2 separate regions of the Homo sapiens genome follow, and region 1 is linked to region 2. The links are chromatin loops, found by intact Hi-C in ENCODE. Cell type or tissue: heart left ventricle. All regions are shown on one strand. Each heading gives the region's core, and the rest is flanking DNA. Links, peaks and the distances in the headings are about the cores only. Region 1 overlaps CDON (cell adhesion associated, oncogene regulated). Region 2 holds the start of VSIG10L2 (V-set and immunoglobulin domain containing 10 like 2).

Region 1 (15,916 bases), core at 2,078-10,077, 110 kb before region 2:
TTTCTGTGGATTGCATTATCATTTGCTAAATACATTACAGCTCGCTATTTATTTCAGTCGGCAGCTTCCAGACCTTTGTTGCTTTCTCTCCACATCTAGGAATTTCAGCAATAAATCACTGAGGGGGATAGATAGACTCTCTTGCCCTTCCCTTCATTGTTCTCCCTAACCCCACCAAATCAGGTGGAAGGCTCTCCAAAAGGAGCTGTTTCCAGAATGCCTGCCCTTCCTCATCAGGACGACAGAGGGTGGCAGGTGCTTTAAGGGCAGACTGCTTTCCAGTGGGAATCCAGAATTTAGAGAACCTCATCAACAGAAAGTCAGCCTTTGTGTCCCAAACCAGACACCTTGAAAAACAGGAGGTTGGACTAAAAGCTCACATGAGATTTATTTTCAGGCCTATGCCAGTAAAGATGAAAGACGCCAAGTCAGTGAATTCTGATTCCTTTCGGCGCTGATAACATAACCCTCAAATTCCCAACTGACACTTGGCATACCTAGTGGACAGTGTCTCCAAGGAGAGGAAGGTGGGGAGGGTGTTAGAAAATGAAATGAGTTTATTGTCAGCATAATTCTAAACATTCTATGACATTTTGTAGTTCTCCCCCACCCTCAGTCTATTTTTAGCTGAAAATTTGGGGATAGTTCAACTTTTAAGATAAGATGAAAGAAAACCTTCAAAAAATTTTCTGGAAATTTTAAATTAGTGCTTAACTAGAAAGCATTCTTTGGAACCCGAGAAGCACCAAATACTGCAGTCTCTGTTATGCACATGTTGGAATGAACTGCCTCATACTTGAAGTTATATGAGAAGGATGGAGAAAACCTGTTTCATTTTGTAAAGACGTGCCCTGGGTGTGTGTTTGGCAGTGTGTAGAACAGAAACATTTATATTTCTATTAAGAAACACACAAATGTATACTGTTTAACTTTCATGCAAAAACTTCCCAGTGTTTGGGAAATCTGTCTTTGTTTGAATAGTTTAGTCAGCCAGGAGAATCAGTTACTAGAGGTACTGTGCTGTTGTTTGTGTAATAACTCACTTGGGATGCTTTGATTGATTGCCATGGTTCTCATCAGCCTCCTCTTCTGTGCAAAGTACTTAAACAGCTCTGACTCTCAAGCCTTCAAGTACAAAGAACCCTTAGGACTTGGATACTGATCTAGCTTGTGTAGCTTGGCTTCTAAATCTAGCTTACGCCTTGCTTTCTTTGCAGGTGGTTTGACTTTGCAGGAAAAGAATTAAGTTCACTTTAAGATAGGACTTTCTCCTCCAGATCGTCAGGGTATATACAGCTGAAGGCAGTAGGTAGGAATAGGAACTAATGTCCTAGGGCTTTGTTCTAAAGAGAGCAGGTAAAAATTTGTTGACTATTTCTTGGGCTTGCTTCTTATTTTCCCACTTCGCCCATCTGCCTTCATGACTTTGTAGACAATTTCATGTATGGTTTTGTCGAAATGTAAGTTGAAGTAAAATTTTCCTTCTGTAGAATTTTTTTTTTTCCACGAACGTTTAGACTAAAAATTGGTGATTGTTTCGAAGTTAAATACTAGGGAAATGATTTCAGGAATTAAATATTATCGTAGTAAAAATCAGGGAAGCGTTAGAAAATAAATAATGAGTTGAAAAATGTGTTGCTTTAACGTGTAATGATATGAGCCAGCGCCTTGTGATCAGCTATGGCATGATGTAGAAGTATGGGTAAGACAATACAGTGGAGCTGTAGATGAGCTGCGTACATGGTAGCCCCCCTTTAAGTAAATGAACTTAATACAAACTAATTAGATTAGAAACAGAATTTGGAGTATGGTTGCCAAATATTTTGAGTTGAAGGACTTGCTTTTTTACAGTATTTTTTAATGGGGAATTTTTTCAAGAAATTTCGTGAACTTGAATTTGAGAATGTTTTATTTTTACTTAAATTTTTATATTGTATGTAATCATTCCATGTGATAAGTTTTTGTTGTGTATTTGGCACTAACTCACTTTCAACAGCACAGGGGAGGGCTTTACTTGATTCTTTTTTGTTAAAAAGAAGGGATGGTGTATGGAATATTCTTAATGTCACTTGAAAAATATTGGATTACAATTAAATGAAAAACTGGTTTCTTGGTTTTTTTTTTTTTAATCCTTCAAGTTTTCCCTCATTGCTTGTGCTCTTTCCCCCATTGTCAGGCTTAAAACATACAGTATCATTGTCATCTGTCTCCTGAATAATGGTCCTGAGGTGATATTATTAATGTGGCTTTTTAAAATCAAGCTAATTATACTTGCCTAAAAGAGCCACATGTGTGTGATTCTAGCTGCCTGGTGCCTTTTGAGAGCCCTGGAGACAAGCTAGTGAATAGAGCTGAAAATTCATTCTGTATTTGATTAAATGGAACAGACTCGCTGCTCCTTACCCCAGCGGGGGCTATGAGATCTCTTGATCCCCGAAGCGGCTCCAAGACCCTGGGAATTCCATTAGCGAGCACCTGAGGAATTTCTGCCCTGCAGTGCCTTTTTTGTATGTGTGTATGTGTGTGTGTGCAGAGGGAGTGGAGCAGAGCGGGGATTGGGGGGATGCGGGCAGGGGGGGTTGAGGGGGTGGAGGGAAGGCTACATTAGAAGACTCCATATGTTGGCAGATCTAAAATCAAGGCATGACTTAACAGCTTATCTTGTAAGAGAAAAGCCCAACCCAAAGGCAGATTGCTAGTCCGGACTTTATTACAAGCAGGACTACAGTGATGTGTTTTCAGCACTGAAGTGAACTCCAGTGTAAGTACAGAAAGTGGCTTCTCTGCTTTCCCTCCGAAGCACAAGCATATACACGTTGCAGACTTGGTAAGTTTTCTTTGAATGATCTTTTGATAAATATGTAAAATTATCTTACTGTTTGGTCTTGCCTGTAAAGGCTGATGTATCGTTTTAATAACTTTCAAACTGAGAGCAAAATCAGACTTCATGTGAAACAAATGGTTTTGCAGTGATGAAATGCTTGTTTTAATAGGCATATTTTAGTTTACTATTGATAGAATTTGATTGTTTCTGTTACATTATTATTATTATAGAATTCTAATTTAGATTATGTCTTTTCTGTTGTCTTTTTAAGAATTGTATCATTTCTAGTGTTTCTGAGGCATTACTTTGCAGACTTGCTAGCAGCGCCAAGTAAATGAAAATCTATCTGCCAAAAACATTCTGTAAAATCTTTGGAGCAAAATTTTTGAGAAACATTAGTGTGTCTTCCTTCCCAAGTCCCTTTTCCCCTGCCTCAAATAATGTTTGGGCACAAACTTTTTTTCAGAATATTAGCCCAGTTTGTTTCTTGTGTACTTTTCAAGGAAGACCAGTTCTGAATGGTGGATGGTGTAGTTAATTGGTTTTCATCTACCAAGAATGTGAATTCCAATGCTCCTGGTTTTCAGCTAATGCAGAATGCAGTAGCATATTTGATGGTTCATTTGATATATTTTGTTTCCAAGTAAAGTCGTGTTGTAAATAGTGCACAGTCTTTTCCGTCCTACTCCCATGTAGCCCTCTACCAAGTTCTCCTCACAATACAGTGTGTTCAGAAAATAAAGAAGCCTTTTTGAAGATATGTTTAGCTTTTTTCCACCTTAATCCTGGGCATTTCTCCTACTACTATGGCCAGATTGAAAGGACCCTTGAATGAATTGGAGTAAACACTGCAGTTTGTGCCTGTCCGCATTCACAGCTGTTTAGTCGCTTTGCTGTGCGGTATATTTTGATGGCCAGAGAGAATAAAAAAACTAGCCCAAAGAACATTTTGTTCTGCTGTATATCTGTTGGAATGTGAGTAGGGACTCCAGTGCTTAAGAGCCACTGATGTGCCTTTCATCTTACTCGAGAAAAAATATATGGGTTATATTACTGAACTTAGCTTACATATTTTGTTTATGTTTTGTTACTTGGAACTGTGAGGCCAATTTTATTTTTATGTTACCCTAATACAAACAGAGAATTTGGACGCTGACATAGAGCTTGCTTTTCAGCTATTCTTGTTGTAGACCAGCTCACTTCTTGTTATTTATGTGAGCCTGGGCAATGATCTTGACTTAAGCCTTGGGGGTCTTTGTCTGTAAAATGGGTATAATAACAGAAATTATGTCTTACCATTGTTGTGGGATTAAATGAGATAATGAAAGTCAAGCACTTGGCATATAGTAAAACCTCTGTAAATGTTAGCTGCTGTTATTTTTATTAACTCCTCCTGTATATGTAAGTGTACATGTATTTCTCAGAAGCTAGTAATAGTGCGGGCACGTGAAACAATACAGCTTTCTTAAATTTGCAGCTGAAACTTAGAAGGCACTTGGACATTGTGTGTAATTTTTTTCCAGTTGAGGTGTAACATAGTAATATCACAAGTGTACAGCTAATGTATACTAAGTGAACAGCTAGATGAATTGTTACATATGCACATGTCTGTGGTAACCAGTACCCAGATGGAGATATAGAACATTTCCTTGGCCTTAGAAAGCTCCCTGGTGCCCATCCCAGGCAGCCCTCCCTCTTGCTAGCAGGCAGCAGCTATTCTGAAGAGTTGGAATAGATGAGTTTTGCCTGTTCGTGAACTGTATGAACATGGACTCCTACAGTATGTAGTCTTATGTTGGAGTTCTTGCACTGCTCAATAATGAGCATTGTAATAGACATAAGCCTGTGAGATTTATTCATGTTATTGAATAACATTTATTTATGTATACAGTACTAATTCATGCTTTGTAAATTGTTGTAGAGTCTTTTGTGCGGTTTGAAATTCATAATAATTCATTTTATTGGCACATTGGATACACAGTCTTTGGGGGAAAAAAGAAAATAACACTTCTTCCTACATTACTAGAAAATCAGATCCCAATGGCTATCTTAGGAAAACAACCATGACCTCATTTTTATTCACAGAACTGGGTTTATTCACTACTTGAAGGTATAATTACCTTCAGTTACAATTCCATAAACCAAATACTTTGAAAACTGTATTCATTTTTATGTGTGTGTTTTTAGGAGGGAGCCTCAAAATAGGGGAAAAGGACCATCTAAGGTAGCTTATATCCTTCATGCTTAGGACTAAATGCCGTAATCAACACTTAGCGTTGTACAGAAGTAACCACCAGTCCAGCATTAGTATAATATTCTTTGAGTTTAAAATGAAACAGTACAATGCTTTTCTGAAGAAAAAAGAAAAGTCCACCATAAAAGGAAGAAAGTGGAGCTAGGATGTTATACTGCAGGAAGATTTTGAGGAACAGGACCAAGCACTTATATCAGGAAGAAGAGTTTTGGCCACTAACCTATTAACAATTGTGGTCAGGCTATGCCTATACATTCAGAATTTGTTTGTATTGTTGAAATTCTCTAATATGCTAAATAAAATTTATTTCACAGACAGACAAGATGATTCAGTAGATGAAATCAGAAGGGTTTTTGTTTGTTTGTTTTAAATTTTGGAAGGGACTTTGGCTGTGGTTAATAGCTTGTATTTCTGTTATTGGAAATGTTGATTAAGGATTTTGTGGGTGTTCTGCTTGAACACTAGCCATTTTTCTCTCAGGAGACATTGTATTTTTCAACATTTATAATTTTATTAAATCTGACTATTCATAGCTCTTGACACAAGGTCATTCTTCACATACAGCCATATGCAGGATGGGTTCCTCTGGACTGGAGAAGGGCAAATTGTCCCCTTTTCTTCCTAAATCAGACCATCCGTGGTCAGGATTTCATTGGGGGTTGGGAGCGTTGAAATAGTGATACATGATTCATCTTTTGATCTATAGGCGTCCTCAAAGATGCAGATTATGTTTCAGAAGAAAGAAGAACTATCCAACAAATAGAGCTGCCTCATGTGAAGCAGTGCTGTTTGGAAGGGGCATGGACTCCTGATTCCTGGAAGTGTTGTAATGGCATTTGCAAAGGCTGCTGTGGGAAGAATCTCTTTCTTGGGTGCAACATTGAACCAAATAACCTCTAAGGCATTTGTAGGACTGAGGTTCCATGAAATAGGCTTTTATGGTATGCCTAGGCTACATACCCACCACGTACATGATTTTGGAGGTAGGAAATATGTTAAAAGTTACCAACAGCCATTGGATAAATACATTTTTTAAACCAGCTCCAGTTTAAAGTTGGAGATTGCCTCGACTTGCTGGCTCTTTTCACTTTAAATGTAATCCTTAGTTTATCACTAACAAGTAAATGTCGGGTATTCTTTCTTCCTTACTTAAATAGGGACTTTTTCAATATTCTAAGTGTATTGGTATCAGAAATGATAATACTTAAAAGTATAGCATGTACTACCTTTTTATATAGGTACACATCTGAAGCCATTTGTTGGCCCAGTTATTTATTCATTCCTACAACAAATTATATGTAAACATTAATAAATGTCCCTCTTGTCCCTCCTCCACTGCAACTTTTCTAAACTTGAGTTACAAGAGAGATAAATAACTCATATAGGAGGAGAAAGGCCGGTATCAGAGACGTGTCCAAGTATCAAAACCATATTCAAGATCTTTTCTGGGATCCATAGATATTTAACCATGTACACATCTTGTATCTGTAAATATAGTACTTTATGTTAATCACTGATATTTAAAATGATGGAAGGAACTGTGGGATCCTGAACCACCAAAATAATATTTTCTCCATTTTATAAAACAGAAAAGTATATTGAATTTTTACTGTTTTATATTTATGTATGCCCATCCATACCAATTCCATCCTCCCTGTAGCTTAGAAGTGGGCCTTCTTTATCTCTTGTCTGTTACCATTACCTTACCCCTCCATCCTCCTCCTCAAACTTTGGGAGAGGGACAGAGGAGATTCAGCATGTGAGATGAAAAAAATGCCTTTGCAACTCCTGCTTAAACTGCTACTAACTCATCCCCTTGTCTTCAGTTTTGGTTTGCCCCCTTCCAGATCATTGATTTTTCTTACATTTTGCCTGAGTAATGATCTTTCTGAAATGTAAATATGTGATCACGTGACTGCTTTCATTAAAATCCTTTAAAGTCCCTGAATTGCTCACTTGTTGAAGCCCAGGTCTTTAATTGGATGTACAGGGTTATATGCCTACTGGAAGCTTCTGCCATCCCGGCTGCTTTGCCTTCCATGAATATACCATGCTTTCTCGCAGGCTGGAAACGCATCTCTCCTGGCACTGATACGTATCATAATTGCATACGTGTCAGTCTCCCCTTTATTCCTTAAGGACAATGTGATTTTCCCCTATGTACCATTGGCCCACCCACCCCTTTCTTTGCACTCTGCTGAACAAGTACTAAACACTCAGATATCCTGGATGGCATTAACGTGCATTTGAATTTCTGGGTGAGCGAGTGTGTTCAACTGCATATTCTGATTCAGTAGGTCTGGGGTGGGGCCCAATATTCTTCCTTTCTAACAAGTTTCCAGATAATACTGATGAGCTGGGTGGAGCACACTGAGTAGAAAGATGCTGAACCATCTTCTCTAGATCCATGAATGATTTCAACACACGATTTTGCTCGTAAAAATTCAGTGACATCAATGACTCTCAAGTTCAGGGAGTGATACCACAGCTTCAAGTAATGAAGATAAACGAAAGCTTTAGATAAAGAAAAAAACAGTTACATATTGAAGATGCTGGGACATGCATTATCACACTATGACTGGAATCCTTGTCAAATATTTTGAATATTTTAACAATTTTATATATTTAAAATGTATGTAGTAGTTCTGTGCAACATTATTCAGTGCCCAGAGAGCTGATGTCATGTTTTGTCTTTTTGTATTTTGCAGGGGTTCTCCTGGGTATATAGGTACTAAAAAACATATTCAGGATTGTGTCTCTTGCCAGGGAAATTTCTGACAGTTACTGGCTTTTTACAGTATCAGAATAAAAGTAATTAGAATTTTTTATTTTACTGTAGTTTGGTATCTGTTCAGTGAGTAATTGTACACACTGCCTGGTTAGAGGTAAAATTGGCAAGGGGAACGAATGTTTAATGGATAAAATACTGCTTTTATCAGGCCATGAAATTATTGTAGTGACATCAGAACTTGGCAGTCTCTTATTCCAATAAAAAGAAAAATAGCATTGCAAGCTGGGGATAAGACATTTTTCCTGCCCATTTAATTTGGCTTCTTTTCATGATTTTGGCCTTAGGATGTGGGTATGACAAAACAACAACACAGTGAATAACAGGCAGTAACAATTAGGGAGTGAGCGTGGTTTCAGCTGGAATGGACATAGGGTTTATCAGTAACCTCTGTTTCCGTCATTCTCACTGTCCCTCTCCTGTTGGTGACTATGAGAGTATGAGAGTGGGTATGGGGAATCCTCGTTTAGAAAATGGGGTTAAACCTCACCATGTGGCTCGATATGGTATGCAATACATTACATAGCTTGCAATGTATTGAAAACATCTGATACTGGCTCATAAAATGATGATGTGGCTGAATGTCTGAATGTGATTATGTATGTGACAGTACAGTTTTGCAGGAAAGGTGCCATTTATCCCTCTGTGTAAAAACACCAGTCAAATAATATCAGATGACCGATCAGAGCGGTTGGATTTGATTTAGTGTTTCCTCCTTCCCATTTCATCCTATGCACTCTCACTGTGCAATTAGATTTCTAGATGTGGCCATGATATAACGACAGCTCATTATCAGGATTTCGGTTTGGTGTCCTAGCATCCGAGCAGTAGTTCCAGTAAACCCTGGGACTACTAAATCTGGAGGAGGTATTTTTATAGTTCTTAATAGATTACTAAACTCCTGAGTAGGGCCACATTAGAGTCTTAACTGCTATGTTGTACCCATGATTTACCTCCTGGGTGCATCTTACTGTGTGATCGCCTTTTTAAATGGGGTCATTTTATTGTTTCTTCCATTAAATCTTGGATGTTCATCCAAAAGGAAATGGCAGGTTTTCTTCTACAGTAATAAGAATTATAGTGAGGTTCTGCTGAGTTGGTTCTGGTGGGTGAAAGCATATTTTAAACCTAATTGTGAATACAGTCGTCCCTCAATATCCATGGGGGATCCATTCCAGGACATGACACCCCCTATTGCCTGTGGCTATCCAAATTCTTAGATGCTGAAGTTCCCTGTATTTGCATATAACTTATGCAGATCTTCCTGTTTAAATCATCTCTAGATTACTTATAATACCTAACACAATTTAAATGCTATGTAAATAGCTGTTATACAGTATATTTTTAATTTTTAATTTTTTTTTTTTTTTTGAGACGGAGTCTTGTTCTGTTGCCCAGGCTGGAGTGCAGTGGTGTGATCTTGGCTCACTGCAACCTCCGCCTCCCAGGTTCAAGCAATTCTCCTGCCTCAGCCTCCCAAGTAGCTGGGATTACAAGCACCTGCCACCATGCCCGGCTAATTTTTGTAGTTTTAGTAGGGACAGGGTTTCGCCATGTTGGCCAGGCTGGTCTTGAACTCTTGACCTCAAGTGATCCACCCACCTTGTCCTCCCAAAGTGCTGGGATTACAGGCGTGAGCCACCACGCGTGGCCTGTATTATTTTTTATTTTTATTTTCCAAATATTTTTGGTCTGTAGTTGGTTGAATCCCTGGATGAGGAACTGTGGATACCAAGTGTCAAGTGTGTATACCTCTACTTAACATATTTTCAAGTCATATTATAATTTGATTAGAATTGTTCTGATCTCTAAATCAGTAGTTTGATTTCTGTTTATTGAAAATTAGGCATACTTTCTTTTTCATAGTATGAGTCCTTTTTAAGGTTACAATAAAAGTAAATAGATCAGATTTCTACCCTGAGTTCCCAATTCCAAGCTCTAGTCACCATGTTTTAAATTATTTTATATTTTGGTTGGGTTCCTCTCTTAAAAGAAATTGCAGTAATCATGTTTTGACTGTATGTAGGTCTTTTGTATAATTTTCATAATACATTTAGAGCTAAAGTTTTTTTTGTTTTGTTTTGTTTTGTTTTGTTTTGTTTTAATCCCATGGCTAACTAAAGCCAATTTTGAGTCATTATGAGATTGACTGTTAACTGTGGTTTCCTATTAGGCTAGCAAACACAATTGATGTTATGTGTTATTTCTTTTGCGTTTGAGGATGCATTTTAAAAGAGCTATTGTTGGCCAGGTGCGGTGGTTCATGCCTGTAATCCCAGAACTTTGGGAGGCTGAGGCGGGTGGATCACCTGAGGTCAGGAGTTCAAGACCAGCCTGGCCAACATCGTGAAACCCTGTCTCTACTAAAAATACAAAAAATTAGCTGGGCGTGGTGGTGGGTGCCTGTAATCCCAGCTACTCGGGAGGCTGAGGCAGGAGAATCGCTTGAACTCGGGAGGCAGAGGTTGCAGGGAGCCAAGATTGCACCATTGCACTCCAGCCTGAGCAACAAGAGCGAGACTCTGGAAAAAAAAAAAAAAAGAAAAAAAATAGCTATTGTTATAGCGATTAGGTCTTACAATAATTTCGCATTTGTTATTATGACAGCAGGTGCAGTGGGGGTTTTAATTATACAATACAGCTTGTGCAGAGATTTCATATCAATATTTTGTGGTATCAGATAAACGTTAGCTCAGGGTTTGGACTGCATGTATCTTAGTAGTGTTAATAGGAGTCTTGTAGCTAACTCCCAAAGTGGATTTCTAAATGTGAACCTTGGTAAATCCAGGCTAATGCATTCCACCCTCCTTGAAAGTAATATCCAAAATTATCTTAAAGAAAACACTATCTGTGTTTTACTTGTTATTTTAGGGTGTGTCTTCCCAGATAGGTAGATTGTTAGGGAAAAGATAAGGAAGTGATTACCCTTATAAAGTAGAAACTATAACACTTGGCTAGATTCACGTTTCCTTAGCTGTACGTGAATACAGGACACTTAATTCATTGTGATTACAGGTGTCAGCTGGCCATGGAATCAGAGCAGCAGCCACCACATCTCAAATGCTACAGGCCTTTAACAACCAAGAATGAGAAACTGATTTTTGAGTTTTTCATTTGTGCAATTAAGGATTTTTTTTCCTTCATGTTGAAATGTGAGTTTTCTGGAAAAAAAAAAATTTACATCGAGTAGGCGAAGTCCCCATTTGCTTGTAAAGGTTCTTTCTCATTCACTGAGAAATACTAGTGTCTTTTTCCGATTCACCTAGAGTGAATGTATGCTGCATGTGTACTTGGGCAATTTAACAGTAACTAATATGGTGTCAGAGGAGTGAAGTATTGCTTTTTGCAGAGCCAGGTCCTTGTCTGTGTGTGTGCCCTGCAGACTATAAGAATGGAGGCTCCAGGGGATTGGGAAAGAAAAGTCCTGACCCAGGCTGTGCATGGCGTGCACAGACAGGCTTAGGAGGAGCCACGGCACACCCCGTCCTTGGTCCCCTGCTGAGGAGTTTGTATTTCGGCAATTACAAATCTTGTTTTGTGGTTCTTTTTATTCTGTATACAGCATAATTTTCTCCTTTCCTGTTTCTGATAATGATCATTTCTTAAATAACTTTTATAGAGCCCTTTGTATTTTGGAGTATTTTACAGACTTTTTTTTGTTTGTGTGTGTGTGTGTGTGTGTGTGTGTGTGTGTGTGTTTGCTACTTACAGGAAATGTATGAGATTGTAAAATCTTTGTTAGAATGGAAATCATGAAGACTAAATGATCGAGCATTGATATCATATAAAAGTTTTAATCTAGTTCAAAGTTAGGTGTCCTTCAAAATACCTCTTTCGCATGTTGGAGAAAAGTGTTATTTGGAACTTTAGTCTTTCTTTTTAGGTTTATTTTAGGTTATAATTGCACAGTTGTATGTGTTTAGGAATAGATTAAAATAGCTAAATTCTAAGGGTGCTTTTTTTTTGTTTTTTTGCTTTTTTGATCTTTGACATTTCTAAACCACAAGCTCTGCATTCTAGATACTATTGACCTAATGGAAAACATTGAAGCGCATTTTGCCTAAGGTAAAATTGACTCCCTGGTATCTTATATTTTTAAACTCATTCTTCTAAAGTTCTTCTAAAGAAGTCATTTCATTTTCTTTTCCCCTAGCCACTGGGATCCTTGCTTTTTAACGCTTTTCTTTAGAGCAGGCAGAATACTTGGATGCTTAGAAATTCTTTAACGGTACATCCTGGCTGAATATGAAGTATGAAAGCCCTTTCCAATTATATGTAAAGAAGTTAACGAGGAGGATGTTTTAGTTCGTTATTTGTGTCTTGGTTATAGAATGAATACAAAATCTGAATTGGGATGCTCTTTCTCTTATTTTAACTGTTGTTCCATGGTGCCCCTGCACCCAAAATGGGGCCGATTATATTGAAACAAAATTTGTTTTTCAATTTCTTGGATGTGTTACAACATGAATTCAGGCTTTGCAGTTTTAAGTGATTCCTTTAGTATTGCTTTTGTCAGTTGTTAACTATTTCTGTTTTGTTTTATATCACTGTGTAATGCAGGCCAAAACAAATGTTTTGGCATTTAATGATAGCTAATTGGTGTAGATTAAAATAATTATTAACTGTTTAATGGGATAGTTTAAAAATGACTTTGATGACTTCTGATGACCATATTGAGAAGGAAGGAAAGAAAAATAGATGTTCCTCCTCCTCTGTTGAAATGAAGACTGAGTTGTAATAGCAGTGGAGTGCAGCTCCCAGTAAGAGGTGTGAGGCTGTTTATTTTCACTCTGGAGATGTATATACTACAGAAGGAAAACTCTGGCCTTGCTTAACCTAAGCAAGTCATTACTTATCTACGATCTGTCAAGCAATTTGATTAAGGTTGACAGAGCTCATATAATATCAGAACCAGGCCCTCTTAATGATTGATGATGCTTGTCTGTAAGTTTTTCTTTTTTTAATTTGAAAAGAGAAAAATTGAACAAGAAAGACTACTTGTTCAGATCTCTAAATGCCCAGTATAAACTGTCTGTAGTATTTTTATCTATAGTGAGCAATATGCATTAATTTGTATGCTGTTTTTTAGGTTATAATTAAATGGCTTAAAAATAATAATTTTTCAGGTCTGCAGGTTAACTTGGCTTTTAAAGAATTAAATTGGGCTGGGCGCGGTGGCTCACGCCTGTTGGCTCACGCCTGTTGGCTCACGCCTGTAATCCCAGCATTTTGGAAGGCCGAGGTGGGCGGATCACCTGAGATTGGGAGTTTGAGACCAGCCTGACCAACATGGAGAAACTCCGTCTCTACTAAAAATACAAAATTAGCCAGGTGTGGTGGCGCATGCCTGTAATCCCAGCTACTTGGGAGGTTGAGGCAGGAGAATTGCTTGAACCTGGGAGGCATAGGTGGCAGTGAGCTGAGACTGCCACATTGCATTCCAGCCTGGGCAACAAGAGTGAAACTCCATCTCAGAAAAGAAAAAAAAAATAACTAAATTGTTGAAATTTTAGAGAACCTGCTTCATATCTTAGTATCTTTCTTAACATGGTTTTCTTTGATGCTATATATTCTTTATGTAGTAGAATTTTTTAACCTGCAGGAAATTTTCCTCTTCATTCTCTAATGAAATTGAATTATTTGGAAGTCTTTGGCTTTAACTTAAGGGATTTTTGACGCTTTGCCTTCTAACTATAAAATATGATTTGGATGATTGTAATAGCATATCTGGGGTGTTGAACGTTGCTGCTGACCTCTTTGCTCGAGTGTTCCTTATCTCATTCCCATTACCAACAGATTAATACAATGTGTGATGGGAATGTGCCAAGTGTTCTTGGCAACACTGTAAATCATTAGTCTACACTGTTGAGTCCAACTGAAGAAGACCATTTCTTTTCTTTTTTTTTTTTTTGAGACAGAGTCTCACTCTGTTGCACAGGCTGGAGTGCAGTGGTGCGATGTCGGCTCACTGCAAACTCCACCTCCCAGGGCTCAAGCGATTCTCATGCCTCAGCCTCCCAATTAGAGTAGCTGGGACTACAGGTGTGTGCCACCATGCCTGGCTAATTTTTGTATTTTTAGTAAAGACGAGGTTTCTCCATGTTGGCCAGGCTGGTCTTGAACTTCCGACCTCAAGTGATCCACCTGCCTCAGCCTCCCAAAGTGCTGGGATTACAGGCAGGAGCCACCACGACGGCTGAAGACCATTTCTTGATTTTTATCATTTATGTCATTCACGTACTACTCTCTGGAAGTAGATATGGGATTGAAAGACATCCACATCCTTATTTTATATAAACGTAGCATGTAGAATTTGTAGATTAATGAAATGATTGAATTTAGAATGAATTTGTGTTACATAAATGGGAGCTTTAACCTAGGCATTTTTGGGCAGTGTATTATAGCAGTTTAGACTAGGGTAGGTCCTGGAGTCAGAGAGCCTGGAGTCAAAGCCAGGCTCCACCATATTCTAGTGATGTGAGCCCTCTGTGCCTTGATTTCCCCATCTCTATATGGTGGTCCATGGGGCTATGGGATCATCCCATTTAGTCTTTACAGGCAAAATGAGGACACAATAGCTTGGGCTAGTGATTGGCACTTGCTAGGTACTTACTGCATGCGAGCAGTTGCTGTTGCTGTTCTGTTGTTCTGTTTGAGATGGAGTGCTTTTATTGACAAAATGTGATCTTATTGTGGTACAGGTTACTGAGAGACTGTCAAATCAAAATCAAATGAGTAGGATTAAAATTGAAGGAGCTCTTGCCGTGGGAGTAACTAGAATTGATTGTATGTGCTTGGGTTCGTGAGGACATGGCTCCTGGGAAAGAGAGCAGTTAGGGGAGTGCTGTAATAGGTAATGGTGAAAGTTTGGGTAAATTCCTGTATGTTCAAGCAACTGAACACCATCTTGATTTTCTTGCTTTAAATTTTCAATTTTGTTACTCTCCCTTTCCCCCTCCATCTCCTGAAGCTCAATGTAAACATTCTTCAGTTTAATACCAGGTAAATAACACTGATTTTTATAAGAGATGTACTTCATACCTAGCTTTACTAGGCTAGGTATGAAGCAAGGGATAGCTAAAAGCAAGGGGATAGCTATTGTTAGAATTCTTTGCTAACTTTACTGGTAATAGTTTTCTCCCAAAAGTATGAATGTTGTCATCGATGGGAAATCCCATTACTTCCTGGAATTTTCAGATGTATACTTAAATACTGAGCATGATTGTTACATCTGTTCTTTCAGGTTTCCTACTTTTCTTTTGGGCTTACATGTGTTTGGAGCAGATAAACACTTAACTGTGATTGGCAGTATTAAAACCACCAGTAAAGTACCATCCTCAAGGTGCCTCACAGAAAGAAATAGAGTAGAAGTGGGGTCACCAGAGCAGAGATTTGCCTGGAGATAGACCAGTGTGCATACTGTCAGCCCCACCCAGACACTCCCGTTTTGTTTCTAGCTGGCCAGGATAAGTACAGTGGAAGTTGACCTCAAGTGGCCATTGAAGATTGGGATTTAGTAATGGAGGGGGATCCAAAAAACTGGAGCCAGAAGGTGTTGTAGAATCGGAAAATGACAAGGGGGGCCACCGTCGCCCTTTTTCAGCTGGCTCTTGCCTTTCTGTCTTCAGCAGTGACAGTAACAATGCTTCAGAAAGTAGATGCTTGTCTTAAATATTTTTAAAAATATTATTTAGATAAGTCTCGAGAATCTCATTCTTTTCTTTGACCCCACAGATTGGTCTAATTACTGAATTTTTGTCACTGGTCTACAGGTCTTCAGAGCAGCACAGTAATTTTTGTAGCGATATTGAACATGTATGCAGGAGAAAACATTGTACCACAGCTCTAGAAATGCCTGGACTTTACGATACTCTGTGGGTCCCCTAAAATAGAGGATAAGTTTATTGCATTGCATTTATAGAATTTTATGAGGGTAATGGTCTTCATGGCTAGGGTAGCATTTATAAGATTCTTATAACTTTTTTGATTCTAGGGAATGGGAATCTTGTATTTGAAACTACAATTCTTATCCTACCATCCCAATACCATT
Region 2 (15,916 bases), core at 1,113-9,112:
GGGGTCAGGGCCCAGGAATCCATATTTGTAACAAGCGCCCCAAGATCAGTCTGATGATCAGTCCCGTGACGATGGTGACCCTGGAGATAAGGAGATCTGCTTGGCCACTGGTGGCTCGGGGTCTGGAGTTCCTGTGTAAGGATTCCAGGAGGATCCCAGGGCTCCCTCCCACCCTGTTCCAGTTGATTGCAGCAAGGGAAAGAGGACACCGCCCGCATCAGCCCATCCAGCATTCGTTCAACTAAGCATAGAGTGCCGGGGTCACAAGGACAAATGAGCCCCCCACCCCTGCTCTCATGGAGTTCCCAGTCTATCAGGGACCAGCCATTAAGTAGTTCCTGTGGAGTAAGTCACTTAACAGGTGTTCTCGGCTCAGGGCCCAGCCCTCAACCCCAGCCTAAGCCCAAGTACCATGTTCCCCGCTGTCCCCTCACATGTGGCCAGGGTGGGCCTCATGCCATGAAGTGCTGAGGACCTCAGCAAATTTGCATGAAAGTAAGTCTCTGGGGCCGGGCTCAGTGGCTCAGGCCTGTAATCCCAGCACTCTGGGAGGCTGAGGCGGGCAGATCACCTGAGGTCAGGAGTTTGAGACCAGCCTGGCCAACATGGCAAAACCCTGGCTCTACTAAAAATACAAAAATTAGCTGGGCATGGTGGCACACACCTGTAATCCCAGCTACTTGGTAGGCTGAGGCTGGAGAATCACTTGAACCCAGGAGGCAGAGGTTGCAGTGAGCCGAGATCACACCACTGCACTCCAGCCTGGGTGACAGCAAGACTCCATCTCAAAAAAAAAAAAAGAATAAAAATATGTAACCCAGAAACCAATTTCTTCCAACCCCATGGACATTGCTTTGGCCCAAGATGCCAGCATCTCTCACCTGGATTATGGCAATGATCTCCTGATTGCCCTAATCCCCCTCAAAACCAGGGAGCTTTCTGAAACCTGGATCTGACCATACCACTCCTAGGCTTACCACCTCACAGTGGCTCTCAGGATGACTCCAGCTTCTCAAGGTTAAGCAGAGTGCTCTCACCTACGTGGCACATAGTAGTCGCTCAGTGAACGCTAGTTAAATGTCTAGCCGATGAATGACTGAACGGACTTCATGGAATGGAGTGCAAAAGGAGGATCCCCCAGGAAGTGGCAGGAATAATGGGATGGGAGTGGGAAATGAACCCCCTGGGGGGTCTGAGTATCACTCACCTGAGGCCCTCAGGTGCAGAAGGCAGAGGTGTATCAGCAGCAGGAGGCTGACTGGGCTGTGCTGGGCCCTCTGACCCACCATGGCCCCATCTCCCTGATGGCCACCCACCTGAGGCTCCTGCCTGACCTGTGGGCCCCTTCTACCCAGAGCAGAGCCCAGCCCTGGGAGGATGGTGGTCTGGCTCAGGTTGCCAACTTTAGCCCTGCCCATGCCTCCACCCCTGCTCTCCTGTTACCCTCAGTGCCTCGATGACTCGTTAATTATTTACCAGATGATTCACCCCATCCATAATGCAGAATTGGGGAGGGTAGGACGTGGCTGGGGCAGACCCAGGGGAGAGGACCACGAGCTCCCTGCATTTTCGCTCAAAGGATATTGTAAAATTAGAATCACTGGACAGAGTTGAGAAAGGCCCCCAAACTCTTCTGGTCCAATTACCTGCCCAACACAGGACTCCCGACCACAGGGACCTTGAGGTTCAAACAACCTTTAGGTGGAGTGGCGGGAGGAGCTGTGGAGTCAGACAGCTGGGGTTGGTGATAATCTGAAAAGCGAGGACGTTTCCGAGCCTCCCTGGGCCCTAGCTTCCTCACAGATAAGTGGGATAATAACACCTTCTTTGTTGTAAAGAGTATATTGTGAATATCAAATGACAAGACTTAAATTAGCACACGGGGGTGCTTTTTGGGTGCTGAAATGTGCTGTTCCTTGAGTCGAGTGAGGGTTACAGTTCCTCAAGCTGTACGTTTATTTTTTATGTACTTTACAAATCTTTGATATAATTCATGCACACATATGTGTTTGATATCATTCATTCATTCATTCATGCCTGTCCACACATGCGCTCATGCACACACACGGATGAACAGTGCCCAGCATGCAGTAGGTGCACCATTCATGCTCCTAGCTAGATTTGAACTATCAAGTCTGGATCCCGGAGCTGGGCTGGAGCCCAGCATTCCTGCTGTCCAGGGCTCTCTGAATTCTCTGTCTCTCTAGCTCTTGGAGCATATCCTGTTGTCTAGCTGTCTCTGAATGACAGCCCGAGAGGGGGTCAGATTTTTCCATCCTCTGGTGGCAGGGTTAGACGGAGGATGAGATTCCTGAACCCCAGTGAGAAGGGGGATCTGATGTCCGGTTTCAGGTTCTCCAAGGCTCAGCCAAGACAGGAGCTGTCAGAGTTGAATTCCAGGTGGCTCCTCCAGGGCCCAAGATGTCACTGTGGCACTCTGGCTTCTCACTTGCCTGGGACAGTGGCTGCATGAAGAGGCTGTATGGACAGACCCCTATCCCACCCTCACTCGATCCACGGCCAAGCCCTTCCATGCCTTCCTCAGGGTCTCGAGTTCCCTTTCCCTCCTAACTCAGCTATGGAGCAGAATGGCAGGTGGTCCCTGAGAGTCAGGTTTGACTGCCCCTGGTGACCAGTGCATACGGGCCACTCATTTGATTCCCCCACTCCCCAGACTGGGAATCTCCTCCGATCTCCCTTAGAGGTTCCTATGGAAATAAAGTGTGGGGATCCGGCAGCACTCTCCACCTCAGGGTGGCCGGCCCCTGTCTCTGGAGAGAACGGGAGAATTCTAGCCATGTGAATCAGGGGAGCTTTAAAGGATCCTCTGGCAGTGGCAAGAGCTTGTGCTGATGCAGAGTTAGTCTACGCTGCTTGCGTTATCAGCCCCCCAGCCTTTTCTCAGCTGGGGCATCAGGAACACGGAAGTCAGGTGGGGCTCCTCAACCTGCTCTTTCCCCTTAGGAAGGGGACCCTCGAAGGGAGAGTCAGGGAGAGAGGGTATATTAGTCAGGGGTCTCCAGAGAAAGAGAACGAAGAGGTTGTATGTATATACAGAAAGGGATTTATCATAAGGAATCGGGTCATGTGATTATGGAGGCTGACAAATCTCAAGATCTGCTGTCCACAGGCTTGAGATCCAGGGAGAGCTGAGGTTTCAGTTTGAGTCTGAAGGCAGGAAAAGACCGCAGTTCCAGTTCAGGCAGTCAGGCAGGCGGAGTTCCATCTTACTCAGCCTTTTTGTTCTGTTCGGGCCGTCACCTGATTGGATGAGGCCCACCCATGTTGGGGAGGGCAATGTTCTTTACTGATTCTATCAATTCAAATGTTCATCTCACCCCAGAACACCCTCCCGAAACACCCAGAGTGATGTTTGAAATATCTGGGTACCCCATGACCTAGCCAAGTTGACACATAAAACAGACCATCACAGAGGTGAAGCCTACCCCCATCCTGTGTCCTGGCTCTGCCAGAACAGGAACCCCATGGCAGAGCCACAGCCCCTGTCTGGAAGAGAAGAGATGTGTCTGGAATGGGAGAACAGGCCCAGGGCTCCTGTCCCTGCTGCCTCGGGAGGTGAGGAGCTGGGAGAGACAAGGTGAGCTGGTTCCTTGCTTTGAGAGACAAGAAAGCGCAGTAATGAGAACACACATTTATCTCTTTATTACTGTGTGACCTCAGCATCTTACAGAACTTCTCTAAGCTTCAATTTCTTCCTTTAATGGTTTTCCTGTGAGGAACACATGAGATTATGCATGTATAGCTCCTGCCTCTTAAACTTACTTATACCTCTTAACCAAAGAACGTAAACAATGAATTGAACAAATGTTTCTTGAGCGTCTAAGTTTAAGGCACAGGGATGGGGTCAGATTTTTCCATCCTCTGGTGGCAGGGTTGGAGGCCTGACAAGAGATCCTCTCTTTCCCTCCTTCCCCCCTTCCCAAGGAGCTTCATCCAAGCTGAGGTCACCTGGAGCTGTGCTCTGCACTGTGCAAGCTCAGCAGCCGGGCCCTGGGGCAGGTAAAGCTGTGGATTCCCAGGTTCTGGTGCCTGCTTCTCATCGTCCCCTCCTGCTCAGGGCCTGTGCTCTCCACCCTCACTGCGTGGCCTCCATCCCCAGCCTGCCTGGGCCCCCAGGGCTCACATCAGCCTGGAGGGAAGGACAGGCAACTGTGTGGACTAAGGGGCAACCTGGAGTCCCTGGAGTGGCCTCGTAGCTGAACTCAGAAATGAGGGGCTTATAAGGAGGGACTCAGGACCTAGACTCCAGTAGTTTGAGGTGAAATTCTGGAGGACCAGGCTGAGGTTCCAAAAGGGCTGGTGGGACCCTCCTTTGCACGCAGGAAGCCCCTCTGCCACCTCCTCGAAAGAAGGCCCTGCAGCTCCTCCCGGGGGAACGTCAGATGGGCGCTGCATGAACTTGGGTGAGCAACCCGCTCCGTCTCCATCTTGTGGCCTCATCTGTGAAATGAAAATAATAATAACTCCCTCTTCAAGTTATTGGACAAATGACATACAACCACCAGTATTAAACCCCTCACAAGCACCCAGCATGGCACGCAGATACATTGAATCAATGTTAGCTCTCGCCCTCCTTCTCTTTAAGTTGAATGAAAATCTGCTTCCCTGACACTTCTATCCTTGGGGAATTCTTTCATGGAAGTTTTGTAAAATTACTCAAACCCCACTCACTTCCAGATGAAAGTCATTCACTATTTGAAACTGCGTGTGCTGCTCTTCTCTTCTCCACCTAAATAAATAATACTAGTCACCATTTGTTGTACACTTACATACACCAGGCGTGGGTTAGGGGTTCCCAACAGCCCCATGAGAAAGCATTGCTATTCATATTTTATGAATGGGCTCAAATGCTCCCCTATTTTCTCCCCATGGCTTGATTTCCTGTGCCCCAGGTTGCTCCCCGTCTTTGGACATTCTCTGGTTCGTCCCCGTCCACTCTGAGACTGTGGCTCACTCAGTCTGGCCAGGGGCCTGTGGAACTGCTAAATCCCTTCTCTTCTGATAAAAATGCTCAAAGTCTTGCTCAGTTATTTACTGAGTTTCACGGATCCCCCTCAGCTAACGTTTATCCTGTATCAGGGCATGTTGGCTACACTGCCCCCTTGAGGCCTCCCCTGGCTCCTGAGGATGGCTGGGCACACCTGGCTCTCCTGAGAGGAAGCGGCGGCTCCCTGAGTCTCCCTGTGTCTTTGGACGAGGCAGTGGTGCGGCTGGAACAAGCGCCAGGTGCCTGCAGCTGCCTCCTCTCCAGGACCCTCCGCTGTGCATGGGCAGCAGCTACACCAGACCGTGGGTACTTGGTAAACTCAGGGACAGATGACGCTTGTCTCGCACCACATCCCTGTGCCTCTGAGCCAACCTACAGGCCCCTCCTTTTGTGCTGTGGGTTTTAACCCAGCTCTCCTGCCTTGTGACCATTTTGAATCCTGATTCTGAAATCATAGGGCTTTGGAGCAGCAGCATGTGAAAGGACAGGGACAGCTGGGCTGAGGAGGGGAGCAGATGCTCCTGGAGGAAATGGCTTCTCCATGTGTGCTGTTGGGCCAGCCCGGCCCTCCGGGACCCCAGCAGGAGACCAGCCGAGGGCTGCAGAGGAAATGGGTTAGAGGCTCCACAGGCAACGTGTCCCCGGCTGTGTTCATGGCTAAGGAAAGGAAGGAGGACAACAGGGACAGAGGACAGGCAGGGGCCACTGCCTAGTCACTTTGTAAACTGATCCTTAGAGACTAGAGAGGAAATGAAGGAGGCCCTGGATGGAAGGGTTGGGAACAGGAGGTGAACAGATCAGGAGAGGAAGGAAGGGGAGGCAGACGCAGGCCAAGGCTGAGGCAGTGACAGTGCTGGGAGAGCACCTGTTGGGGCCGCAGGGAAGGAGGCCTAGTTTCTGGCGCCAGCTTCACCTGGGAGCTGACCCTCCTTCCATCTGCTTTCCATTCCCGGAGCCCTTTCTCAACCAGCCCTACCTGGGCATGTGGAGCAAAACACTCATGGCTTCTGTTTCCTGATTGGTTAAAAATGTGATTGCAATGCTCACCCTGACACTGCTCAGAGCTGTTGTAAGAGCGGGATGGTGGATTAGTAAGAGCGTATAAGCTGCTGTGCAGAGATGTGAAGAAAGAGGAGAGCTGGAATCACATCAGGGTTCAGATCTTGGTTCTGTTCCCACTACCTGAGTGACGATGAACAAGTTACTCACCCACTTCAAGTCTTAGTTTTTCCTCTGTGAAATGGGACTAATTGTTTATTAGATAATATTAGAAGCCAGGCACGGTGGCTCTCGCCTGTAATCCCAGCACTTTGGGAGGCCGAGGCGGGCAGATCACTTGAGGTCAGGAGTTTGAGACCAGCCTGGCCAGTATGGTGAAACCCTCTCTCTACTAAAAATACAAAACTTAGTCGGGTGTGGTGGCGTGTTCCTGTAGTCCCAGCTACTCAGGAGGCTGAGCCACGAGAATCACTTGTACCTGGATGGTGGGGGTTGTAGTGAGCCGAGACCACGCCACTATACTCCAGCCTGGGCAACAGAGAAAGACTCAGTCTCAAAAAAAAAAAAAAGTTAGAAAATTAATTTTGTTATATGTGAGAATAGTTTTTTGATGATGTAAGACAATGTTTCTGTTTTTTAATGAATACTAAAACACTCAGCAATGAGATGTCCCGATGTCTTTAGCTTACCTTAAACTACTACGCAAAAACAGACCAGAAGCTGCTTTCACCAGGCCTCTAGCCCTGCATTGCCATGGGGATTCTTGCAGGGAAGAAGCTGTACATTAACATCTTCCTAATTTTGTAAAAGTTGTGTGAGGTATGCCGGGTGGTGGAAGGGGTGAGATGGAGAAAGGAGAGTGCCTTTGGGGGCAGTTAGAGCAGAGAGGAAGAGATTTCCCTGAGTTTGGGGACAGTTCAGAGGTCACTAGGTACCTGGGAGAAGAAGAGTCTGGAGACAGCAGGCCAGGACCCCAGAGCGTACAGGACTGGAGAGCTATTGCTGACTGCACAGGCCCACAGAAAGCTTGGACAACGAGCAGGCCAACAACCACCACGATGGACCAGCAGTTAGAGGCCTTCCCTTGGTTTCATCCCTCCTAAGTTTCTTAGTCAATTTGTGTGGCTATACTAGAATACCTGAGACTGGGTAATTTATAAAGAACAGAAATTTATTTTCTTACAGTTCTGGAGACTGGGAAGTCCAAGACCGGGGCTCCAGCAGGTCCGGTGTCTGGTGAGAGCTGTTGTCTTCCAAGATGGCGCCTTGTCACTGCATCTTCCAGAGGAGACGAAGGCCATGTCCCCACATAGTGGAAGGCAGAAGGGCAAAAAGGGATAAACTCCCTTTGTCAAGCCCTTTTATAAGGGCAGCTACTCCCATTCACAGGGGAGGAGCCCTCGTGGCCCAACCACCTCTTGGAGACCCCATCTCTTAATACTACCACACTGGCAACACCTGAATTTTGGGGACACATTTAAACCATAGCAATAAGCCCCCGGGTTCTGGTGGGACGCTGGAAAAAGGCAGGAGCCCCAGGAATGAACTCAACTCTACTTGATTTTAGTGAAATAGAGAAATGGATATTTTTGTGCACCTAAGTTTATAGAGTAAGAGTCACACCTACTGCACCACTACGATTATTATTATTAGCGTTGCTGTTGTTGCTGTTTCCCGGGCTGTGACACTAGGCCTCAGTGCATTTGAGTGCTGTCTGATATGAGCAAAGTGCTCAGGACAGCTGCAGTTCCTTCCCCCAGGAAAGACTCCTAGCCCTTCAGTTCCCAGGTTCTTCCTGGGTTCTGCCCCATCTGGCAACAGTGCTGCTACCAGGCCGGGAATGACAATATAGGGACAGTTCTCTGTAGTTGAGGGTCTGGTTGGAGGTCCCTGGTAGGAGTCTGTCTGGACCCAGCACAGGGGATGCCCACCAGGCCAGCCCTAGCCTTCAAGGGTGGGCCAGACTTTTGAGGTCTGTTGGGGAAGCCAGGGCCCAGGGAAACTTCTAGCTGCTCTCTCCATCTTCAGGCTTGTCACCTCCTCTCTATCCCCTCCCAGTGCCCTCCACCCAACCTGGCTAGATTCTCCAAGTTCCCTGGCTGAGGAGCAGGAAGGAGTGGGGAGTTTCCATAATGTCTCTGTAGAGCTCCAGGGTGAGGCTTGGCAACTGGAAATTGTCAGTCGTCTCCTTGGCGACCAGCAGCCAAATAATTCTGGGAATGGAGGAGGGAAGGGAGCTCTCAGCAGGGCGGCCAAGAGAGGCAGCCCTCACTTCCCAGAAAACTTCAATTCCTCATTACCTGTGTCAGCTGGGGTTCAATCAGGAGACAGAAACCACACCAGTTAGTTTGAAAAGAGAATTCAGCATAAGGAACTGATAATGAGGTATGAAGTTGTTAATTAGGTAAGGAGAGGGTAAGGAGAGAGAAGAGTAAGCTTTCATGGGGGTTGCACCTGCAGGAGCAGCTACCACTCCAGGGCTGGAGAACCCTAAGGAAGAGTTTTGAAGGAGGGTTCCAGAGCCTGTGACCCAGACATCTGAGGAGGGGGCTCAACTCAGCGGGAGCTGGGGTCTCCGGGTGTGAAGAAAGGACTCCTGCACCCAGACCTCTGCGGAAGGGGCACCTGCCAGCTGGTGCTGGGGTCTCTCAGGTAGGGATGCAGGGCTGGGGTGGGGTGGATGATGGAGCTGCAAGTGTTGGGAACACTGCAAACTGGATCAGGTGCTGCTCCAGGAGGGGCCTGCTGTTCCTGGGGTGAAGATGTGTTGCTGGGGTGCCCTCACAGGGAACACACAGATGCAAACAGGAAGGAGCCTGTCCACACTTCCTGTCCCGCCTGCAGCCTCCCTCTAGTGACTGGCAAAACAGAAATGGAGTTGGTAGGGTCCAAGCCCAACATCGCAAAACTGGCTGCAGAAGATACAGGTCCAGAGCTGAGAAATAAGAACCTTGTTACCCCATTGCTGGAAGTTCTGGTCTTCCAGCTTTGTCGTTAGTGGTAAGAGCAATGCTGAATGCGTAGTGGGTGCTCACCTAATGTTGTTGTCTGGCCACTGCCTCAGCTGATTCCTGAAAAGGCACATGGACAGGTAAGGGACAGGCCCATCCCTCCCCTTCTTGGCTTTATTCTGGCCTGTTTTGAAGTTACTGACATTCACAGGCTCTGATAGCTGGAAGGAATTTTTTAATGGTAATGATGAAAACAACAGCAGCAAAGAAATATTACAAGTGGCCTAAGGAAAACTATAAAGTTACTGGGATCAAATCGTACATTAAAAGTACAGGACAAGATAAATAGCCCCATAGGGCAGAAATAGAACAAAGTTCAGAAATTTATCCCCGTGCGTATGGATTATAGGGTACAATAAAGGTGGTATTTCAAACCAGTGGATTCAAACTATGGTTTCTTTAATAAATTGTATAGGCACAGTTGACTCTATGTCTGAATGAAAAAAAAAGGTTACGACCTCTACCTCATTAAGTTATTAAAACAAAATTTCAGATCCGAAAGATTTAAATATAACATTTAAAACAGTTTCATGAGGAAAAATATTAGAATATATGATCTAGAGTTTGAAGAGATTTTTCTAAATAAAGTAGAAAATTCAGAAGCTACAGATGAAAAGAGAGACATAAGAAGCTTAAATTTTAGAAAGATAAAATATACCGCTGGGATCATGAGGTCAGGAGTTTGAGACCAGCCTGGCCAACATAGTGAAACCCCATCTCTACTAAAAATACAAAAATTAGCCAGGCATGGTGCCACGTGCCTGTAGTCACGGCTACTCAGGAGGCTGAGGCAGGAGAATTGCTTGAACCCAGGAGGTGGATGTTGCAGTGAGCCAAGATTTCGCCACTGCACTCCAGCCTGGCCAACAGAGCGAGACTTCGTCTCACAAAAAAAAAAAAAAAAAAAAAAAAAAAAAAGATACCGCTGAGTGCAGTGGCTCACACCTGTAATCCCAGCACTTTGGGAGACCAAGGTGAGCAGATCGCTTGAGCTCAGGAGTTCCAGACCAGCCTGGGGAACATGGCGAAACCCCGTCTCTACAAAAAATTCAAAAATTAGCCGGGTATGGTGGCGCATGCCTGTAGTCCCAGCTACTCGGGAGGCTGAGGTAGGAGGATGGCTTGAACCCAGGAGATCAAGGCTGCAGTGAGCTATGATCGCACCACTGCACTCTAGCCTGGGCAACAGAGTGAGATTTTGTCTCAAAAGACAAAAGACAAAAAAAAAAAAAAAAGAAAACAGAAAGATAGAAGATACTATATGTAAAGTCAAAAGACAAACTATAGACTGGAGAAAATATTTCAATATGTACCACCAATAACGAGTTAATATCTGGTACACAAAGATCCTGTCTGTCAATAAGAAAGAGAAATAACCTAGTAGAAAAATAGGCAAAAGATAGAAATAGGTGATTCATGGAAGAGAAAATCCAAATGGATAATACATTTATGGAAAGATGCTGAACCTCACTAATAGTCAAGGAAATGCAAATTTTAGAGATGGGATACTGCTTTTCACTTATCAGAATAGCAAAACTTAATAAGAATGATCATACCTAGGGCTGGAGAAGATGAGGGAGAAACCACTCTTAATCACAGCTGGTGGATATGTGAATTACCCCAGACTTTTGAGAAAGGGACCTGGTAAAATATATGAAAACTAAAAATATACATCTCTTTGAGCTATGTAATTTTTGGAAATTATGCTATGGGGGATAAAAAGCAAGCTTTAATATTTGAGGATATGCATACAAAAATATAGCATTTTTTTGTAGTGGCAAAACCATTAGTATTGATTGAATGATATACATATACCCATGTAATGTAATGTTATACATCTTTTAAAACAATACATTACAGAAGGACAAATGCTCTAGGATTCCACTTAGATGAGATACCTAGAGCAGTCAAAACCACAGAGACAGAAGGTAGAAGGGTGGCTACCAGGAGCTGGAGAGGGAGGGGAAATGGGGAGTTGTTTAATGGATATAGAATTCCAGTTTTGGAAGAGAAGAAGTTCTGGAGAAGGGTCGCACAACAATGTGAATATAGTTAACGCTACCGAACTATATACTTGAAAATGGCTAAGATTGTAAATTTTATGTTATGTGCATTTTACTGATTAAAAAAAAGAGAATAAATTAGAGGGATTTTCACAATGTTTTGTTAGGTGAGAAAAGCAATCTGCACAGAAATCTATGTGGTATTTGTAAAATAAATGACGATAAAGGTAAATAAACGCCTGCTGGGTAATCCAGACCTGCCTGGCCGCGCCCAGAGTCGTCCAACTGCAGAGCACTCTCCAGGCTGGTCCAGGCCTAGGGCTCCGGGCAGGGGCTGGTGTTGAACTAAGCTTACCGGCTTTGCCAGCCCTAGGTGGCAAAGCACCCTTTAAACAGACTTCTGCCCTGGTGTTCTCCGTCTCGACTCTCCTCCCCCAAACGCTAGGCCTCCACAGGTTCTGGCACAGCCAGCCAAGTCCCACAGCTGTTTCTAATATTCTGCACACACTTTATTGAAATGAGAAGCCCCGTTTATCATCCTTCAGGCCCCTGCTCCTCCTGATTAGGTACAGATGACCTGACAGTCAGTGGGGCCTGAGCCAGCAATCAAAGAGGAGATTGTTCTAAGCCAGGAGGTGAGAGGGGCAGAGGCCTGGGAAGCCGAGCAGGGTCCAAGGAGACTTGGGCCAGCCAGGAGGAGATGGGGGAGGTTCTCAGGCTGCAGGAAGGAGGGGAGGGCAGGGCTGAGTAAATTCTTCAAGGACCCCTGGTTTGCTCATCTTCTCTGGCCATATATTCTCTCTGGCCTCCGAGCCTTCTTCAAAAGGCTTGCATTCTATGCTAGAAACATCTCCTCATCTCCAGTCTCCAAACTCAGCCCCCATTTTGCTTTACTTTCATCTCTCAACAATACCAGTAAACCTCTCTGGATGTAATAAAAAGACAGGGCATCTCTCTACCCTTGGCCTCTCCATAATTCTACTCTTCCTAGAGCTACAGAATCAAAACTGAAATATTGAAAACAACCTAGAAATCACCTAAGTGTCAATCCTACAGCTCCCTCTACAGCATCCCTGACCAGCGGCTATTCCAGTTTATGCCTGAGCATTCTAAACTGTGCTGTCCAATATGGTAGCCTCTAGCCACATGTGGTTATTTAAAATCAAACTAAAATTTCATTTTTTTGGTCACACTAGTCACATTTAAAGTGCTCAATACTACAAGAAATATGAAGGGTCGCATATTTTACCACAGTTGCAAACTAACAAGTTAGTCTGACCATTTCATGGATGCTGGCAGAAGACATGAGACTCCTGGGTCAGAGACAAAGAACTTTATTATTTATAGCAATATCAGTAACCAGAGTATCAGTATTTTCTTGCTCCAGTTTCCTGAGCTCCAATTGCCACAGGGCAACATGAATGAGGCCAAAGGATACCCACACATACAGTGGGTTGCTGTACAAGAAAGGAACCCTGAGTTTAGGAAACCTGGTTCTTTTGCAATGTGCAGTAAGCATCTGCCCTATGTGCTGGAGGAAGACATTGTCTTCCAAGACTGCTGGTTACATATTAATACAAAAATCCTTGAAAGGTGTCCAGAACAAAAGCAGTGCCTCTGCTTACAAAATGTGTAGAAATGCGGCCGGGCACAGCGGCTCACACTTGTAGTCCCAGCACTTTGGGAGGCGGAGGAGGGCGGATCATTTGAGGTCAGGAGTTCAAGACCAGCCTGACCAACATAGTGCAACCTCGTCTCTACCAAAAATACAAAAATTAGCAGGGCATGGTGGCGCGCACCTGTAATCCCAGCTACTCAGAAGGCTGAGGCATGAGAATTGCTTGAACTCAGGAGGTGAAGGTTGCAGTGAGCCAAGATTGTGCCACTGTACCCCAGCCTGAGTGACAGAGTGAGATTCTGTCTAAAAAAAATAAAAAATGTGTACAAATGCACGAGACCCATGGGGAATTGTCTCCCAACACAGTGTGGATATGAAACACTGCCATCATTGCAGAAAGTTCTATTGGACCTGCAGGGCTCTAGGGAATGTGGAACTCACTTATTTGCTAGGTCCTTTCCATCATTTCTGAATCCTGGCCCAAGGAGTCACAGAAAAATAAGCAAGCACTGCCACTTTGTTACAGGAAAGAGGTCCTGATCCAGACCCCAAGAGAGCGTTCTTGGATTTCACGCAAGAAAGAAAAGCAAAGTGCAAAGCAAAAGCAAGTTTATTTAAAAAGTAAGAAATAAAAGAATGGCTACTCCACAGACAGAGCAGCCCTGAGGGCTGCTGGTTGCCCATTTTTATGGTTATTTCTTGATAATATGCTAAACAAGGGGTGGATTATTCATGCCTTGCCTTTTGAGACCATATAGGGTAACTTCCTGATGCTGACATGGCATTTGTAAACTGTCATGGCGCTAATGGGAGTGTAGCAGCGAGGACGACCAGAGGTCACTCTTGTGGCCATCTTGGTTTTGGTGGGTTTTGACCAACTTCTTTACTGCAAGCTGTTTTATCAGATCTTTATGACCTGTATCTTGTGCCGACCTCCTATCTCATCCTGTGACTTAGAATGCCTTACCCAACTGGGAATGACGCCCAGTAGGTCTCAGCCTCATTTTACCCAGCGCCTATTTGAGGCGGAGTTGCTCTGGTTCAAATGCCTCTGACAACTTTGCATGCTCATGTGTAAATTTCAAGGTGTTTTCCTTGAGGCAGATGTTCATCACATTATAATCACTGTCTTTCTGAACTCAGCCATGAAAGGCTCAGTCTGATTTCATGTGCTCTGTCCTCATAATGACACTGTGAGAAGAGGAGATCAGAGTAATCCAGGAGGGGCAAATGGCTCTGGCAAAGGCCCAGAGGTGGGGTGAGCAGGGCATGGCTGGAGGGGCCGGGGGGCACACAGGTGAAACGACCAGGACACTCTTAAGTGGTCAAACACTCTAGCAAAGCGAACATTTACTGGCATCAGGATAACAGAAGAGTTTGAGGGGGAGGTTGCTGAGCCCCACCCCCAAGGGCTTCTGATTCATGAGGTCTGTGGTGGGGCCCGAGAATTTGCATTTCTAAGAAGTTCGTAGGTGCTGCTGCGCTGCTGCTGCTGCTGATCTGGGGACCACATTGTGGGAACCGCTGCTCTAGTGTGATAGATGCACTTTGGGCAGCATGCCAGTGACACGTGGATGGACAATTCTTTTATTTGTTCTAATGCATATTGGAAAAATGCAACTAGCACATCAAACTAGTTATATTTTTAAACAATCAGTAGATTTAAGAATTTAGTTACATATACATGTAGCTGTGTGTAGTGTGAAGACTAGCGAAGATGGTGATGGTGCTATGGGAATGATTGAGGTTTGGGCAGTGCTGACGCAGGAAAGGGCCAAGAATGGGATTCAGACAGGCCCCAGTCAAATTCCACTTCCACTGTGTGATGGCAGATGCAGCCCCTCAGCTTCCTTGTTTATGAAATGGCATTACTGCATTTCCATGAGTGTTTCTCAGGATGTGTGAGGATCAGCTAACAACTAACTAGCTCTTCCCTCCTTTCCATCCTTCCCCAGGAGGAGGGCACAATCCCTGCCCTTGGACTGTTCTCATTCTAGGCGACAGGCTCTGTCACCTTTAAATGCCAAGAAATTGTGAGGGCCTATTAGAATCCCAGGTCCCCACCCTTAAGACAGAAACCACCCCTCCCTCTGGCTGAAGCCTGAGGATTCCGGAAGGGGAAGCAGGCTTGGGCTGGGGAGCAGAGGGTCCCGCAACCGTCCTCCCGGATGGGCAGGCACAGACCCTGGGCCCCCAGCTCCCCTGCCTCCCTGGGCTCAGGCGGCACAGTGCAGTCCTGTGGGGCAGCAGTGCCTTTTCTAATCTTGCTGTCTTAGGTTAATATCAAAGCTGCTTGGCGAATCCTGAGCCCGTGCCCATGTGAGGTGGGTGGACCTGGGTCTGGCCTGGAGAATCCATCCAGGACCGAATACACGTTCCTTTTTCAGGGGCAGTGGGCTCCATCACAGGGCCTAGTCTTAATGGTAGTGGGGCAGCAGCAAAGAAAACCAATGACTTAACAAGGAAAATTAAAATATTCTTGGGATCATCAGCATGGAGAAACCTCTCTGGAGGTGCCCTCCAGGAAGCTCATACTCCAAGCAACTGGTCTTGCTCCTGTCCAAAGGACTACTAATGGGAGGGGTGACGATGGGAGACATGCAGCGTTTAAAGTGAACCCCTAAATCCATGTTTTTGGCGGAGCCCTCTAGATTCTAGTGGTGTTTCCATCACACCATTCATTCCACAGGGCTTTCTGCTCCCTTCCCTCCTCATTTTAATGATCTCAGACAGACATAAAAATGGCTGAGCTCAGCATAAGTGACTGAGACATGAGCATTGCCTCAGGGTCCCCGTGGACCCCAGCTGGGTACCATGCCGCCCTAGGTTCTACTTTGACAGGATAAAGTGAACTCATATATTCAGTTGTTTTAAGTGAGCTAACGCTAGGCAGTGCCAGAGGACGAAGACATAAATCTTTCCTAGAGCTCAGAGTCGCTGCCAAACACCTTGGATAAAACTTTCTGCTTGTTCAAGATGGTTTTTCCTCCCCTCTAAAAATGAGGAGGGGAAAAGTACTAAAAAATCTAAGGGGCTAGCGGGAGGGTGTTAGCAGATTCTGGGACTGACAAACTTGTCAACGCTTTGGCCTCATAAAAATTCTTTTTGTAAGAAAGGCAAACTTTTAAATTGATTTTTCTTACCGCTCTTAGTGGGTGCCAAGGGTGTCACTGGTCACCTGGTCTGCCTGTGTGTTATCCCTGGCTGAGGAATGAAGGCTTTTCTTATATCTCTGCAGGCTTCATTTGCATCAGAGGTGGGACAGCTTGTTACATAT

What was found. Hi-C counts contacts between places; a loop is a spot of excess contacts. Peaks named below come from ENCODE experiments on the same cell type or tissue, not always from the same donor. Only the 100,000 strongest peaks of a DNase experiment are listed, where the experiment ranks them.
Region 1: it touches region 2 in a loop (2.4-fold over the local background); 33 of 110 quality-filtered maps call a loop at or near these places.

The regions. Positions count from the first base shown.
Region 1 is chr11:126,046,144-126,062,059 of GRCh38, reverse strand. All of the region lies in intron 1 of CDON (cell adhesion associated, oncogene regulated), which reads left to right. Among named protein-coding and RNA genes, the nearest start is that of CDON, 8.8 kb to the left of the region's middle. RefSeq lists an enhancer at 1,637-4,900. In heart left ventricle, for the core only: no CTCF peak of the experiment used is centred there; no DNase peak of the experiment used is centred there.
Region 2 is chr11:125,931,429-125,947,344 of GRCh38, reverse strand. It overlaps VSIG10L2 (V-set and immunoglobulin domain containing 10 like 2), which reads right to left and starts at 1,301. Exons shown (of 12, transcript NM_001365077.2): 1 at 1,208-1,301. The coding sequence starts at 1,289. It overlaps DDX25-AS1 (DDX25 antisense RNA 1), which reads left to right and starts at 8,303. Exons shown (of 4, transcript NR_199024.1): 1 at 8,303-8,659; 2 at 15,878-15,916. RefSeq lists a silencer at 5,052-5,211 and enhancers at 11,518-12,082, 13,434-14,387. In heart left ventricle, for the core only: a CTCF peak has its summit at 5,129 (motif pointing left); DNase peaks (open chromatin) are centred at 5,211 and 5,613; H3K27ac peaks cover 1,241 bases.